2 separate regions of the Homo sapiens genome follow, and region 1 is linked to region 2. A link is a loop called in an ENCODE intact Hi-C map of the cell type or tissue named here. Cell type or tissue: lower leg skin. All regions are shown on one strand. Links, peaks and the distances in the headings refer to the core of each region. The heading gives the core; the rest is flanking DNA. Region 1 has its middle 75 kb from the start of TMEM260. Region 2 has its middle 49 kb from the start of AP5M1.

Region 1 (2,925 bases), core at 329-2,828, 660 kb after region 2:
GAATTATTTAAATTTTCCAGATGCATATTTAGTAAAGACGTTTTTAAACATACTAGAGAGACAAGCAAAGTACCAGGAGGCTTTGAACATTTATTTTACTGAGTAGGAAGTAGAGAAGAACTGTTTTTACTGACATATTAATGAAAACAGCCAACATGACTTGCAGTTGGTCTATATAGGCACTGTTCAATACACTTTATAAATATTAACCTTTTTCATTTTTATAGCTGCACCATGAGGTAGTCTATTATATTTCCATTCTACAGAAAAGGAAATTAAGCCACACAGAGCTTTATTTATTTATTTATTTATTTGAGATAAGGTCTCACTATATTGCCCCAGGCTGGAGTGCAGTGGCACAAACACAGCTCACTGCAGCCTCAACCTCCCGGGTTCAAGCGATCCTCTCGCCTCAGCCTTCTGAGTAGCTGGGACCACAGGCACACGACACCATGCTTGGCAATTTTTAAAAATTTTTTGTAGAGATGAGGTCTCAACTGTGTTGCCCAGGCTGGTCTCAAACTCCTGGCCTCAAGCGATCCTTCCATCTCAGCCTCCCAAAGTGGTGAGATTACAGGTGTGAATCACTGTGCTTGGCCCACACAGAACTTTAAAAACTTACTCCAAGTCACACAGTGAGGAAGTGGCAGAGCTGGGAGTCTAATCACTATACTATACAGTGCTTCTGGTGCAATCCAGAAAAATCCTATCTTCTGGAAAGAACTCTGTTTCTGCTCTTTGCTCTTTTAGGGGCAAAATGAACCCTCCAGACCCACATCCTTCCAAGTGCTTCTTTGTGCAAGCAATATGAACTAGAGTTGTCCCCTCTTCCTGGGAGGGAAGTCACAGTGACTTCCCACAGGAGATAGCACATGGCTATGGGAGCTTTAAGAGATGAGATGAAGGTGTTAAGGTGTTGGCTTCATCCAGGTGCATGATAATAAAATAGGAAAATAGAATCTCTATTGTATCCAAATTATAAGCAGGTCACGTTTCACATGACAATATAAGCACAATTATTAAGGGATTTCATGGGATCCCATAAAATAAAGTTCTAGTCTTGTTCACACATTTTCTTGGTACAAATGAGCTCACATATTTACCAGGTTTAGGCTCTTTAAATCAACTATTTATTTGTTCAGCAAGGGACAAGTGAAAGAGAAAAGTTTTGTCCTAGTAAAAGCGAACCCTGTGAAATAGGTAATCTATATATCTTTATCAAACGCGCAAAGTGCATGCAGCATGGCTTATGTGGTCACATCAGAAGGGGATTTTCGTTTCTTGAGGGGTGCCAAACTTATTTGCCTCCGAAGATGAAGGGCCAAATTACTTTTTTTTTTTTTTTTTGAGATGGAGTCTTGCTCGGTTGCCCAGGCTAGAGTGCAGTGGCGTGATAGCTCACTGCAGCCTCCGCCTCCCGGGTTTAAGCAATTCTTCTGCCTCAGCCTTCGGAGTAGCTGGGATTACAGGCATCTGCCACCTTGCCTGGCTAATTTTTGTATTTTTAGTAGAGACGGGGTTTCACCACCTTGGCCAGGCTGGTCTCGAACTCCTGATCTCATGATCCACCCGCCTCAGCCTCCCAAAGTGCTGGGATTACAGGAGTGAGCCACCACGCCCGGCAGGGCCAAATTACTTCTAATTCTGAGAGTAAATGAAGGAAATTTAGGTGAAGCAATTAAGTGGCTAACAAATGTCACCAAGATTGTTATAATAACAGCTATTATTACTATTTTTACTACAGTCTATATTTTCACAAATCATACATATAAACCAAGAGTCAAATTTGGGAGAAATCATTGTCACCTACACACTGAATACATAAGGTTCATATTTAGGATATCAGACACTTAGGTCTTCAAAGAGGTTTCTGCCTTGTGGACATTTAACATTTTTTTTTTTTTTTTTTTTTTTTTTTTGAGATGGAGTTTCGCTCTTGTTGCCCAGGTTGGAGTGCAATGGCGCGATCTTGGCTCACTGCAACCTCTGCCTCCCGGGTTCAAGCGATTCTCCTGCCTCAGCCTCCCAAGTAGCTGAGATTACAGATTTGTGCCACAACACCTGGCTAACTTTGTATTTTTAGTAGAGATGGGGTTTCACCACCTCAGGCTGGTCTCGAACTCCTGACCTCAGGTGATCCGCCTGCCTCGGCCTACCAAAGTGCTGGGATTACAGGTGTGAGCCACTGCACCCGCCTGACATTCAATATTTTTTAAAAAGTGGCTGAACCAAATAGAAGAATCATGAATACCAGTGGTAGGTGGGGTCCGTTTCTGGGAGGTAAAGTCTAATTCCAGTGGAGCTGGGACATATTTCTTTCTCTAAAATACAGAAATATGATTGTGTTTTGATGTCTACTTAAGAGGGGTAAGAAATATATAAACTAGTGCAACATTTTTCAAATTGAGCTTCTAGCAGCTGATTCAGCTGGAATGTAATTTATGCTAATAAGTTCCTGGATTTCAAAGTGACTTTTTTCTTGTCACACTAAAACCTTTTAATTTGGGTATATATTCCGAAGTCCAGAAAGGGCAAGAAAATTTTCAGTCAAAAGCCAGGGATATAACTATCCACGTCTAAAAGGAAAGGGGAAAAAAATTACATTCTGGAGGGTTGAAGGAGAGGGGGAAAGTTCAACGTATAGCTTTTAATTTCCTGCAACATAGTTGATTTCACACACCATTTACCCCTAGACAAGTTTATGCTAATTTTAAAATGGCTGCATTATTTGAGGACTTCAATGTGCCAGAGGTGATGGTGGAATATAGCTGGTTTCATGTAATTGGGACTGGAGTAGGGAAACTGTACCAGGTTGAGCCAAGAAGCTTGTGTCCTAGTCTCAGTGCTGTTACTACCTAGCTGTGTGACAGTAATCAAGTCACTTGTTTAGTATAGATGTCAGTTTCTTCATTTATTAAACTAGAT
Region 2 (2,925 bases), core at 123-2,622:
CTCCCACCTCAGCTTCCTGAGTAGCTGGGACCACCGGTGCATGCCACCATTCCCGGCTAATTTTTTGTATTTTTGCTAGAGATGGGGTTTTGCCGTGTTGCCCAGGCTGGTCTTGAACTCTGAGCTCAAGTGATCCGCTTGCCTCAGCCTCCCAAAGTGTTGGGATTACAGGCATGGACCACTGCGCCTGGACCATGATGTGCTTCTAACCTCAGGAAACAAACATTCCCACCTGTAGACAACTTTGAGTAGATGTTTAACCTTTCTCTGAAATGATTTTACTCTGTATTTCAAGCAAGAGGGTTAAAAACAGAGTGCCTTCCAATTTGGCTGCTTCTGGCCTCCTCTGTGCACTCTAAAACTTTCGAGGAAGGAAAAGAAAGCTTCTCCTTTCACTTGGCTAGGAGAATGAACATGGTCTGAGATCGGATTGCCTTCATTGGGTACTATGCCTCCTTGGTGTGTTTTTATAAAAATCATTCACATGAAAGTCACAAAACTAAAGCATTTGGTGCTGGAGGTGGGTGGTGGGTGTTCATAAAGTAAAATGCAAAGCTCAGAGCTGTTCCCATCTTTTTTCATAGTAATATGGATTGCTCTTCAAGCCCAATTTGGTTTTCAGGCTTGCTTCTATTTTCCTCTTCCATTCTCTCTACTGATCTGCAACATCTGTTAAAAAATGATCCCCCCTGATTTTTTTCTTCAGTTTATTTCTCTGATCACTGTGCTTACTCTTGTGGCATGTACACGTTTAGCAAGTCAGCGTGACTGAGGTTTCCTTTAGTTATAGGGCATAACCCAGTTTAGATATTTGCTTTATTTAATTGCTGCATTCAAAACACTGTTGGGCATTTCATATTAGTATTTTTTTCAGTCTAAAGATCACCTATGCTTATATTAATATTTTAAAGAGGGTGTTTTGTAGATATGGCTAGTCTGTTTGTCAGATGACTGCCTTTTATCATCCCTCAGAAGTTTTCATATTTCTTCTTGTAAGTGATTGTTAAGGATGTGTACTCACCCAAACAATATCATAGAAAAAAGCCAGAAACCTGAACACTGGAAGGTAAACTGATGGCAAAGACTTTCCATTTTACTGAGGCTTCTAAACTGCTATGTTCCACTTTGAATCATAGTTGCACCTTGTGTGTATATGGTATGTGTGTGTATGTGTGTATTTGCATGTATTAATATTTGTATATAAATGTGTAAGTATAGCCACCATGCATGCTTGTTGGGGTATCAGAACAAAGCACCCTCAGAAATATATAATCTACTAAGAAAAGAAACAATTTTGAGCACTGTGGGGAAATTCCAAGGAAGTCTAATCAAGATCACTGTATGACCAGATATCTCTTTTTTTTTAATGTCAGGTATTTATCACAGAATTTTAGCCTTCTTAAATAAAAAGACATACCAAATATTTACTAATAAAACATTCTGAATCAATTTCTGGCCCACTTACAGTTGAGGGAATAATGAAAGTTCTAGGTGATGAACCTGAAGTTTGTGGTTATGCAATAGAAAAGAAATGATTCTAGGACTGATGATGCACTTGAATTCCATGGTGGCTCCACCTGCCAGCCTCACAGATTCCCTTCCCCGGACTCAAGCTTCCGGTAGGGGGTGCTGTTGTCTAATATAAGGCCTATACTTTGCAAGAGAATTTGGTTATTACTTCAGGTCATTTCTAATCTTTACCGTTTCCCAAGATTTCATGTGTTTAAATTGATATTGGCTATTTCCTGTTAAGTTTACTGTGAATTTAATCTTATGCTACTGTTTAATACATTAAAGTGCCATTTTGGTTGCTGCCACTGCACTGATTAGCATTAAATTTCCCCAGAATGTGTTCTGAATATCAGTGAGCTTGTTCAGGAAAATGAATAATAATTTTATTGTTTTTAAAACAATGAAATATTTGATTACTTTGTAAAAATTCATGAAGTGAACTTTGATGAGGCTTGGGAATCAAACTAAGACTTTTAGAGGAATTGAACATACAAGTTTTGCCTTTAAAATTTTATTTTTCTGCTGGTGGAGATGTGTTATATTTGCATTTTTGAGCCTGAATAATTTTAATTCCATTTTTATTGTACAAACCCAAGAGGAACATTTGCTTTGTTTTCACTGATTAGTTATACAATTATTCTCTTCAGATATTACATGAACCATGAACCATAATATTATATTTCTTGTTAATACATTTTGGCAAAAGTATTTACATGACAACACAATACATAAATGTAATGACTTTCTCAAATGAGTACATTGTTGCCATGAAGCAATCACCTTTATTTTAATACAAGTAAAATTCATTAAAATTTTTCTCAATTAGCAAAGTGACTTTTCCAAATGAACTAGCGAAGGAAAAACATTTCTTGTTTTATCCTAGCTCAGCTGATTTGCTTTTTATTGCCAGATGTCTGTTTGGGAAGGAGAGGAAAAAAGAGGAGTGTTTAATTTTAATAAACTCGATGCAATGCTGACTTCTAGGGGATTAGGTATGGTTCTGATACACTTAGTTCCCTTTCAGTTAGTTTCAAAGTAAAAGTTAAATTTGAAAGCAAAAGCCTTTGAAGCAAAGATACTACTTTCAAGACTCTCTCATGTTGAAAGTTAAAACTTGGAGAACCAAATGAACAAATCCTTTGAATTCCAAACTTAATTTAAACAAAAGAATATTTTATTTTTCTCCTCTCACTAAAATGTTTAAATCCCATCATAAGTCTAATAACCAGATTATGTCATTTGACACAGACAGTTGAGTTGAGCCCTGTATCTGTAAATGCAAATGTAGCTTTTTGGGAAAAAATATAATTAACTTTGAATTTGCATTTACATAGCATAGATTTCAGATTAATTTAACTTAACTGCTCCTTATGAAGTAATTGTTTAGGCCTAGTTTTGGTCATTCATTTTATG

Evidence for each region. Hi-C counts contacts between places; a loop is a spot of excess contacts. Peaks named below come from ENCODE experiments on the same cell type or tissue, not always from the same donor. Only the 100,000 strongest peaks of a DNase experiment are listed, where the experiment ranks them.
Region 1: it touches region 2 in a loop (3-fold over the local background); 25 of 110 quality-filtered maps call a loop at or near these places.

The regions. Positions count from the first base shown.
Region 1 is chr14:56,653,809-56,656,733 of GRCh38, reverse strand. It overlaps a transcript of TMEM260 not described here. Among named protein-coding and RNA genes, the nearest start is that of TMEM260, 75 kb to the right of the region's middle. In lower leg skin, for the core only: no CTCF peak of the experiment used is centred there; no DNase peak of the experiment used is centred there.
Region 2 is chr14:57,316,120-57,319,044 of GRCh38, reverse strand. No RefSeq gene overlaps it. Among named protein-coding and RNA genes, the nearest start is that of AP5M1, 49 kb to the right of the region's middle. In lower leg skin, for the core only: no CTCF peak of the experiment used is centred there; a DNase peak (open chromatin) is centred at 1,602.